2 separate regions of the Mus musculus genome follow, and region 2 is linked to region 1. The links are chromatin loops, found by intact Hi-C in ENCODE. Cell type or tissue: gastrocnemius. All regions are shown on one strand. Links, peaks and the distances in the headings refer to the core of each region. The heading gives the core; the rest is flanking DNA. Region 1 overlaps 9630028I04Rik (RIKEN cDNA 9630028I04 gene). Region 2 has its middle 25 kb from the start of Mir7214.

Evidence for each region. Peaks named below come from ENCODE experiments on the same cell type or tissue, not always from the same donor. Only the 100,000 strongest peaks of a DNase experiment are listed, where the experiment ranks them.
Region 2: a loop joins it to region 1, with 2.0 times the contacts of the local background. A loop is called at or near these places in 2 of 42 quality-filtered maps.

What each region holds. Positions count from the first base shown.
Region 1 is chr17:27,237,737-27,243,103 of GRCm38, reverse strand. 9630028I04Rik (RIKEN cDNA 9630028I04 gene) reads left to right here. Exons shown (of 3, transcript NR_131118.1): 2 at 3,556-3,719. Among named protein-coding and RNA genes, the nearest start is that of 9630028I04Rik, 7.6 kb to the left of the region's middle. In gastrocnemius, for the core only: no CTCF peak of the experiment used is centred there; DNase peaks (open chromatin) are centred at 708, 1,808, 2,371 and 2,959.
Region 2 is chr17:27,289,248-27,294,614 of GRCm38, reverse strand. No RefSeq gene overlaps it. Among named protein-coding and RNA genes, the nearest start is that of Mir7214, 25 kb to the left of the region's middle. In gastrocnemius, for the core only: no CTCF peak of the experiment used is centred there; DNase peaks (open chromatin) are centred at 637, 843, 2,729 and 3,314.

The DNA.
Region 1 (5,367 bases), core at 294-5,293:
CCAGGTCACAGCCCATCAGGGAATGAAATTAGGGCAGGAACTGAAGCAGACACCAGAGAGAAACAGAGGACAGCTGCTCATTAGTTTGCTCTTCCTGGCTTGCCCAGTTTGCTTTCTTAGACATCCCAAGGCCACCTGCCCAGGGCTGCCACCACCCACAGTGTGCTGGGCCCTCCCACCGTCATTAATCAAGAAAATGCCCTCAGACAATGCCAATCTGATGTAGTCATTTTCTCATTGAGGAATCCCTTCCTAGATATCGCTAGGTCTGTGTCAAGTTGACAAAAGCCAGCCAACACACACTCCAAGTCCCTTATCCGCTGTCTTCCCCTGCCCCAGCCACCTGCAGCTCACACCCCCATCCATGGCACATCACGCCTGTGATTGGTCTGGTCTCTGTCTAGAAGTGGGAAGTACTTCAGCACCCAGCATTGGGCTGGACCTTGGGAAACGCCTGCTTCTGCTTCTCAGCAGGAGCCTGCAGGGCTCAGCCTAGAGAGCTCAGACCTCACCCTACTTCTCCTCACCAGGTACTTTAGTTGGTGTTCATGTGGTGTGTGTGCGTGTGTGCCTGTGCGTGCGTGTGTGTGTGTGTGTGTGTGTGTGTGTGTGTGTGTGTGTGTGTGTGTTGCGCATTTCCCCAGCAGAACGGAAACTCCAACAGGCTGGCTGTTTATGCCAGTTCTCTTGGCCGACGTACACCCAGCATCTGGAAGCATGCCCAGCAGAGAGAAGGCGCCTAATGGACGTTTGTTACAATTCTCTCCTGAGAGTGTAGTTCTGAGGTAGATTTTTGTTCCTCGGCCTTAATGCACAAAACGGGAAGCACTTGATGGGAAGTGGTTGGTTCTGCATGGCAAGCACGGGGCATGATGGCATACACAAGACTTGGCTCAGTCTCTCAGAACATCAAAAGAAAAAAAGCTTGAATGGTAGAATGAAAGTCTTTGATAATATTTGGGGGTCTCAGTCCTTCCTCTTTGAAAATTGATGCTGTCCCCCCTAAAGAGTCTCTTTGTCCACAACGTGAACTAAGGTAGCTCCAAACACAGCTGTAGGGAAGAATGCTGTTTTATTTTAGCTGGTGAGTCTTGCTTGAAAAATCAGAGATGACACCCCTCCCCGTCAAGCTAAAGTCTCCCTATGCACCTCCGGCTGGCCCGGAACTTGCTATGTCGAACAGGTAGGCCTTAAATTCACACAGCTCTGCCGCTTCTGACTTTTAATTTTGGGATTTAAAGGCAAGCATGTGCCATCAAACCAGGCTGAGAGGCTGGCCTCAAGCTCCCTGTGTGGCCAAGAATAATGCATCTTTGATCCTTCTCTGCCCAGCACCATCACGCCTGCTCTGTGTGTTCTGGGGGAACCCAGCATGCTAGGCAAGCATTCTACCCAAAAAAGCTACAACCCCAGCCTTCCAAATCAAGTCACTGTCTTCAAGAACCCTGCCCTCTACCCCGGGCAGAGGCAGCTTCCACCTCCCCACCCCACCCCCAACCCCTCGGCCAACCGAGAGCGGCAGGAAAGAGCCCAGGAAATTAGCTGACTTGGGGGCTCTGGTCTAATACATTATGTGGGGTCTATGACAGCACTCCTACTTTGGGGAAAGCCCTGGCTGAGCCCTTGAGATGGAGCTGGGTCTGTCTGGGGACCTCAAGTGGCCTCACCCTGAGCCTTGTTTGAAGACTAAACTGGAATCAGCCTGCGGGCTGTGGCTAGGAGCCTGCCTTGGTAAGGAGTGCAGATGCTGCTGGAGGGACAGGGCCTTCTTAGAAGAATCTGGCACCAAAGCGAAGCTCCTGGCCTTGCCCAGGCTCCAGCTGGGGAGCCAGTGGGTGGGGCTTCCACTCCGCTTATCCACTTAGGTCTTGTCAGGGACTTTATACAGCGGGGGAGGGGGGATATTCTCATAGTAATTTCTAACGTTTGAAAAGAAAGCCAGCACTTCATGCATGATGTGAATGGCAATTATCTATTCAACATAACAAGCATGCATTGTGTGCCTACTGTGTGCAGAGCAAAATTTTAAATGAATCAGATAGTCTCCATTGTCTGGGCACTTAAGAACCACCGTTGGGAAGCAGGACAGATAAAACAGCCTTAATAGATGGGTGGCCGAGCTGGCTCGGAAGTGTTTACAGGTACAATGGGAACACAGGTGGCGATTAATTCCACCTGAGGAATCGGGGAAAGGCAGCCAGAGGGAAGGCGGCATTTCCCATCAGCCTTGAAGGACCCCAGCCAAAGGAACAGTGGGAACAGAGCCTGAGGAAAAGCTGTGGGTGCGGTTTTTTGAGGAACTGGACCAAAAGCCTGGGGTGCTGTGGCCTTGAGGCTAGGAGAAAGAGATGGAAGGCCCTGGAGGCAAGCCAAGAAAGGCAGGTGGTGACTCTCTGAGCAACTGTGGCTGTGCACAGAGCCCTTCAAATCTTGAAGTGGAAATAGGAGCCCCGTGAGTGCATCAGGAGGACTGCTTGGACCCCGGCCAGTAGCACAAGCCTCTCATCACAGCATCCAGAGGGCAGACGTAGGAGGACCTTGAGCTAAGGCAGTTAGGGCTGCATAGCCAAGACCCTGTTTTAAAAACCAAATGGACCAGATGTGGTAACACACCCTGTAATCCCAGCGTTTGGGGGTGGAGGCAGGAGGATCAAGTGTTCAAAGCATCTTCTACTCTATGGTGAGTTTGAGGCTGTAGGCAACCACTGACTCACAAACAGTAAATAAGGCTGTGGAGGATGTACAAGCAAATGGGACCAGGAGGAGGAAGGGACAACTTTCCTCAGGTTATGTGGTCCTGGGTTAGGGACAGTGGGAAAGAGGAGAACAAGCTTGTATAAAGCTGGGCCTGGAGGGGAGGACCTAAAAGATCTGGTCCCTCTTTGTCCACAGGCTGTATCTCTGATCCTGCCTCTTGGCTGCAGCTGATTGGTCCACATCCAGACCAGAGATCCAGCCAGGTGGAGCTGCTGGGGTTCTGTTGGAAACATGCTCTGGCAGGCCTGCGCGATGTGCAGATAGTTAAAGCTTCCCCGGCCCGGCCTCTCGGGCTAGCACAGTCTGGATGCTCAATCCAGAAGATCTGGGAGGCCCAGAAGGGAAGAAGATGTAGTGTAATCTGTTAGGAATAAGTTTGGAGTTGCAAAGAAAGAGGCCACTACTTGTAGTTAGAATTCTGGGATTTTGGTTTCTTTAGAAAACACACATACAGGAGTATTATAGGAATGCGTTTTTGTTTTAATCGCAGGTATTTGGGGTCTGGGGCTGCTTCAGACTGTCTGCAGCAGCTGACTATGATTTGCCTCAGGCTCTAGCAGAGGCGTGGTTTTGCCAACTGCAGATAGTTTCTGCGTTTGTGTGACATTTGGAATTCTGGGAACTTTTCAGAGGGTATATAGATGCTAGAACCTGGAGAAGCAGGGTAGGTGGTGTTCAGGTGTTGGGGGGGGGGCGTGTAGTCATGCTCAAAAAAGAGACAAAAGGAAAGAATTCTCTCTCTCTCTCTCCCTCTCTCTCTCTCTCTCTCCCTCCTATCCTTCTTTCTCCCCTATCTAGTGATAGGGGGTCAAACTAGGGACATAAAAGGTGGAAAAAAGAAGAACCCACAAAGTAGCATAGGCCAGCTACAACTACTGCAACTGAAGTGTCCAGGCAAGGCACAGATTACTCTTGATCAGCAAGGTCCAATTGGAAGATGGAACACAGAGACTGGAAAGGCAGTAAGTTTTATTTTCCATTTGGCTGGTCTAAAAGGAATTGGCACACAGGAAGTGGAGGGGAGGAGGTCACTGCTCTGGGTCATCCGATCCCTGGAACGCAGCAGGAGCCTACATATAAACAGAGTTTGCTGCATGAGGGGTTTAAACATTGGCATAAAACAAAGAGATTTTAATTCTTTGTCCTAAACAAAAAGCGTACAGTATCTGATAGAAAAGCCTCATCCCACGTAATCCAAGGGGCTTCGCAGAAGAGAGAGGTGAATTTGAGGCAGAAGCCAAGGTGGGGACAGAGGACCAGGCAAGCCCAGAAATGCCTTTGAACCCTCAAAGAAGGAGTCACCTCAAGCAGTCCTGCCCTCACAGAAGGGGTTCTAACTCACCTTCTTGGGGCCAGGACTCGAGGCAGGGAGTGAGCTCTAAAGACTTTTTGTTTGTTTTACACCAGCTGCAAAATTAGTTTATAAAAGAAACCAGTTTGCAAAGAATTGGAACCTGCCCCCACCCCACACACGACACCCTGCAGTCACTCACCAAGGCCGAGGCTGGGAACAGAGCGAGCCGGCTCTGGAAAGCCAGCGCATGCAAATACATGCAAATGTGAAAGGAAGTCTGTGCATAATGCAAATGACCCATGAACTGTGTGGGAGCTGTGGGGCGGCTAACCGTGCTACTTTCAACCCACTTCCCTTGGAAGTGTACCTCCCCTCCCATGCCAACCCCACAATCACAGGGGTTCTCTGTGTAGCCCTGGCTGTTCTGGAACTTGCTCTGTAGACCAGGCTGGTCTTGAACTTAGAGATCCACCTGCTTTTGCCCTCCTAGTGCTGGGATTAAAGGTGGTGGTGCCTGGCTAAAGATTTATTTATGTATTTTCTGTACCTGGGTATTATGTACATGTTTATGTGTATACGTTTGCACACCGGAAGAGGGCATTGAATCCCATGGGACCACAATTATAGAGAGTTGTGAGTCGCCATGTAGGTGCTGGGAATTGAACTCAGGAGCCCTGGAAGAACAGCCAGTGCTCTAACCACTGAGCAATCCCTCCAGCCCCCTCTTTTTTCCTTCTCGTTATCCATTCAACTGCTTTCTCCAGGACATAAGAATTTGGAAATAATCCCAACCACACATTCCCCCCACCCCCAACCCCACTATCTATCTGTATCAACCTGGCCTAGGGGCCCAGCAAACAAATTAACCCAGAGAACCGAGCAACTCACCATGAGTCACACAGACAATATGTGGCTTTGCAGGAGCCCAATTCTAGGCCTGTTTCCCCAAGGGTGGTGGCCAGGGCTGGGCAGCTTCTCGTGGTGAAATCTCCTTGCCTTCTTGGGATCACAATAGTGACTGGGAGCCTTCAAGGACTCTGGACTCTGTAGGCCTAGTGAAGATGCTCCAGCAGGGGTGAGTGAGGAGGGGGCTGAGGTAGGGATGAGTAACGTGTGGCCTCTCCGTCTCGGGCCTTGGCTGCCAGCTATCTCCCCAATCTTCCCTGACTCACCCCCAGACCGTCAGCTTGTGTCACCCAGGCTAGCCTGAAGATATAGAGACCCTGTGGCTAGGCTGGGAAATAAATGTCAACCTCCTGGGATGGAGATCCAGTGGGAGCGGCCATAACGACCGCAGCACCCAGACCTGCAGACCA
Region 2 (5,367 bases), core at 223-5,222, 52 kb before region 1:
TGGAGCATACATCTGGTAGGGGCCAGCCTGGCCACCAGTCAGTGCCCCATACTAGCCTAGAGAGGCCAGGGTAGAAAGAGCCCCAGGTGCTGCCTCCAGGCACAGAACTGGCAGATTGGCTCAGGCCCTGAAGCATCTGCACCCTCCCCCACCTCCCCCTGCCTGGCCCTCCTCTGCACCATTCCCGTGCCCCTCAGACCTCAGAGAATATTTAACCACCTGTTAAATGATTTGTCCCATCTAGGCCCCTGCACTCAGGGCATCTCATGGGCCTCCTCGAGAATTAACTAGAGCCATAAATCAAAGCGATGCGTGAGAATTTTCAGCTGCCTCAGACAGCAGGCAGCCGCATGCCCAGATGGGAAAATGGCCTTTAGAAGGGAAAGGCATACACTGGCCTGGTCCAGAGCTGCCCAGACTAACCTAGAAGGAGAAAGAGGGAGATGGGTGGGCCAAGGACGCTAGACTTTCAGAGCACTGTTGGAAGTATGGGAGAGGGGGAACGCCAGTGTTCTTTTAGCTTCTGTCTGAGGCAGGCAGCATCCTAGCTCTTCTACAGCTGGCAAAGAGCTAGGCCACCTGTGGTCTCATCTCACTACAGAGCAGACTCGGGAACACTGGTGCATTCGTGGCAAAATGCAGTCCTGAGCTCTGGGCATCAGGAGACAGGATAGGGAGGGCCCTGATTACTGGTAGGCCGGGACTGGACGTATATGTCTGAACCCCGTAATCAGACCACGACTTGGGCTGGGCACTGTGACAAGAGGACACAAGTGAGGCTACGTTCAGATTCTGTGTGGCACAGGGGTCCAGGGGGAGCAGGTGAAGTGGCCAGCAGGCCTCACAGCCAGCCAGAAGCTGGCCCCCGAGTGCCCCTGCCTGGTCACCCAGACCTAAGGAGACAGCCCAGCTGCTCTGGCTGCTGGCTCTTTTCGTGGTCCTTCCAGCTTGGCTTCAGTAATCCCTCCTGGCTGCTGAGAGGCCGACTGCCTAGCCACAGTGCTGGGCCCGCCTTATAGCCTCTCGGAACCTGTCCTGGGTTCTGCTTTAGGCTGAGGTCAGGAAAGCACGTCCAGAGAGGGGCATGAGTCAGGGACCCAGGCAGACACATGTAGCTCATCTCCTACAAGCAAGGTGGTTTGTCATTGCTTATAAGTAAAAAGTTAATGTGGGAGGTGCAGCTCCAGCCACTGCTGCCGCCGACCCAAGGCTGAGTGAGAAATGGACTTTTCTATCTGGCCTGTCGAGGGTAAGTCCCCCACCTTGAAAACGTGAATGGAAGGGGGCTGGAGAGATGGCTCAGTGGTTAAGAGCACTGGCTGCTCTTCCAGAGGTCCTGAGTTCAATTCCCAGCAACCACATGGTGGCTCACAACCATCTGTAATGAGATCCGATACCCTCTTCTGGTGTGTCTGAAGACAGCGACAATATACCTACATACATGAAATCTTTAAAAAAGAAAAGTGAACTTGAATCTGTTCCTAAGGTGGTTTTGTATGTATGCCTGTTTGGGATTTTTTGTTGTTTGTTTGCTGAGATAGGGTTTCCCTGTGTAGCCCTGAGTGTCTTGGAACTCAAACTGTAGACCAGGCTGGCCTTGAACTCATATATCTACCTGCTTCTGCCTCCCGAGTGCCAGGATTAGAGGTAAAGCTTTTAATCTCCCACAACTCATTAGAACTTTTGTTCCCACAAAAGCCCTGCTGTATTCCTGGAAGTTGATACCCAGAGTGGCTGGCCTCACCCCCTTCATTTCTTTCCTGTGCTTTCCAAATAAATTAACCAGTCAAGAGTTGACAATAAGGCTGAGCCCATGAGGAACAGCCTGGCCTCCTTGCATTAGGGATAAAAGAGGCCCCCTGGCTGTGTGCTGCTGGCTTGCCCAGCTTGGGTCATGGGACAGCCCTTATGAAATCGCCTTGATGAGTTCCTGTTAATCCCAAAATGAGAGGAGAAAGACCACCAACCCAAATCATCATGGCCGAAGCAATTAATTAAAGCAAGCAATTAATTAAAGCAGGCTTTTAAAAATTCATGTGCACGGGCTGCGGTCCCTGTAAGGCAGGCTTTGAGAGGTCAGCACTAGGTGTGAGGAAGACAAGCCTTTTATAGTTTACAAGTAGGGGATTTTGAAGTGGGGGATTTGGTGGGCAAAATGGGTGGGGTTACAGGTGTAGAACAGAAGCCTGACAAGTTAGTCCCTCCTGAGACACAGACAAGGTGGGCCCAGCAAGGGAGTCTTGACATTAGGGGTCACAGAAACTTTCAGAACAAAGGTACGGTTGCAAGATGGTTACAAACAACTTTTAGAAACAAAGACACGATTGCCATTCCTGGAGCAGGCACTGCAGAAAGGTTTGTAGTTAAGGTTACAGGTGGGGCCTAGCCCAGACCTTGAGAAACAGATTTAATCATAAGCAGGAATGAGCCTAGTTTGTCTTTACTATAAGATGGCTGTCACCCCAAGATGGAGGCAGGACGGCTCGTCATTGCTCTCACTCTGCTGTTCTGGTATTTTGCTCATGGAACACGGAGGCTGCTCTTTCCCAGCTGCCGATGCTGTGGGGCCTGATGGGGCCTGAGTTAGAGCGCGATGACTCCTGTTCCCAGGGCAGGAGACCTGGCAGGGGCCCAAGGAGTGTCCTATGGGTGCGTAAGGGGCACAGGCAAGCAGGATGCAGGGCCGTCAGGGACCCCAGGACATGTGAAGTGGACCCCGCCAGGGGCAGATAAATGGCCAGATGGCAGAGGAAGGAAGGCGCTGGCAGCGGCCTCCACTGGGAAAACTAATTAAGCTCTCAATTAGCACAGTCCTGCCCCTGTCGGCTCTGAAGGGCACTCAGGGTCCTGGCTGCTCTGCCCAAGCCAGGAGTTAATAAGTTATGTAATGTACTCAGCAGGGAACCAACCAGAAACACCTGCTTGTAGTCTACCGGCCTGCCACCCACTGACACCTGGGCCACCGGGATGAGACAGCACGGGCAGCCACCTACCTGCCCCTGGAGAGTCCCTGCATCTTTTACTACTCACAGAATGGAAAAGACTGAGGGCCCCCGCATGTCAGGGCAAGGGGCCTAAAGAGTCACTGACTGGTTGCGGGACAGTGGGCACCAGGGGTATAAAGGGGAGTGGGGAAAAATCCGAGTCCCGCCAGAATTCTGGTGCTCTGGGAGGGCAGACATGGAAGGACTGACTGCCACATGCTTTCCACGAGGCCCCGGGTGGGTGTCCGGCTGTGTGAAGCCACGAACTCCAGCTTGGCAGGTGGTGGACAAGGGGCAGTCTAGGTACCAGTTTCTCAGTCGTGGGCATCTCATGCTGGACACCGTGGAAGAACTGAGAACAAAATGGGGGCCCCCCGGGGGCAGCTCAGTCAGGCTAAAGAGAGGAGAGGGCAGGAGAAGAGGGACGCTGGGTGGTTTCCACGTGAGCGAGAGTCCTTGGTCCGGTCTGTGGCTAGAGCACAGGAAGACCTTCTGGCGGGAGGTTAGATGCGGCTCGTTAGGGGAAAGCCTATCCCATCGTTCAAGCACAGCAGGCCTTGAACAGAGGCAGTCTATGGTTCTAGAGCTTTATTGTAGAAAGCAGGGGGAATAGAGAAGGTAGAAAGAGAGGGGCAGGCCATGGCCACATGTGGGGGGGGGGGAGAGAGAGAGAAGGAGGGATAGAGAGGAGAGGAAGAGCTTAGGGAGAGCAAGGAGGGGCCAAGCAGCTCTTTTTATAGTGGGCTGGACTATCAGGTAATTGTGGGGAGGAGCATACCTGGCTATTGCTCTCTCTCTCTCTCTCTCTCTCTCTCTCTCTCTCTCTCTCTCTCTCCTCCCCTTCTGCTCACCCTGCCACCCCTTTCTTTGTCTCTCCCTCACAATAAACCTCTTTCACGTGGCACCGCCTTGGCTTAGCGTGTCTTTTGGTGTTATCGGCTATCTTAATACATCATTTTGGTGCAGAAACCGGGATAGCAGGACCACCAACAGCCGCTAGATCCCAGAGGATTCCAGCAGATGCCAGCGGATCCAAGCGAATGCAGTGGTGAGCGTCTTCTCCTTTCCACCCCTAACTGCAGCGTTAGTCATGACCATGCCAGTACTCGCACCGAGGTCCCCACAGCAGTCCCCACCCCACCGGGAGGCACATTACATGCCATCGAGTCTCTGCTGCTGAGAGGAATGGCTGGGCCCACACAAAGGCCAGTGGGGCTGAGCATAATTGGGGGTGGAGCGTCACTGCCCACCATTTTCACCATGTGACCTGCCGCCGCGTGTAGTCTCCCCTCCCCCAGCCTGAAACCTGCTTGCTCGGGGTGAAGCTTCCTGCTCATTCGTTCTGCCACGCCCACTGCTGGAACCTGAGGAGCCACACACGTGCACCTTTCTACTGGACCCGAGATTATTCGGCGGGAATCGGGTCCCCTCCCCCTTCCTTCATAACTAGTGTCGCAACAATAAAATTTGAGCCTTGATCAGAGTAACTATCTTGGCTACATTCCTTTCTCTCGCCACCTAGCCCCTCTTCTCTTCCAGGTTTCCAAAATGCCTTTCCAGGCTAGAACCCAGGTTGTGGTCTGCTGGCCGGCCACAACAATTGGCGCCCAACGTGGGGCTGAGAAACGGCAAAGGATTTTTGGAAGAGACGCTGCTGGTTCGGAGCTCCATAAAATAAAGGATAAAGGAAATTCATACCGGAAAAGGTATGGGCTAAGCTGAGACAGCGTTAAACCCGGGCGCTGGTTCACTTAGGTTCAGCAGTGAGGAGCTGGGTAATAGGCGGTAGGCCGTAGCTCTCCGAAGCTACATGAGGTGTGAGAAAAGAAAGGGTTTATTAAAAGGAATAGGCGGATTGCCCCAGTTAATAAAAAATGCATCATAAGGGAGGAAAATGTCCCAAAAAGCAGAGAGAAATATCTCTCTGGGCCTTATAGCAGGAGTACTCTGTTACCTTTTGTGTCTTGTCTAATGTCCGGTGCACCAATCTGTTCTCGTGTTCAATTCATGTATGTTCGTGTCCAGTCTGTATGAATAAATGTTCTATGTTTTATGTTGGATAATAAAGATGGTATAAAAAACTTTATCTGCAAAGCCGAGAGCTGCCACGTGTTTCAGCCAGGAATCAGACACATGGCGGGAGGGCCCCTGCTGAAAAAACTGTTCGTTTTAGAAAATAAGGGCGAGTGCACAGCCTCTAAGTATGCACTCATAACTGTGCATACTAGTTTGTGATTGTACAAATTCAGTATGGGCATCGCTTGGTGCAGAGGCACTGCAGGGTAAGGTCCAGCTTGACCATTTCTGAGTTTCCTGTGAGATAAACCCGGTTTAAAAGAGGTTGGTACCAAATTTTGGCTAAAAATAAAAATATTTTTCGGCT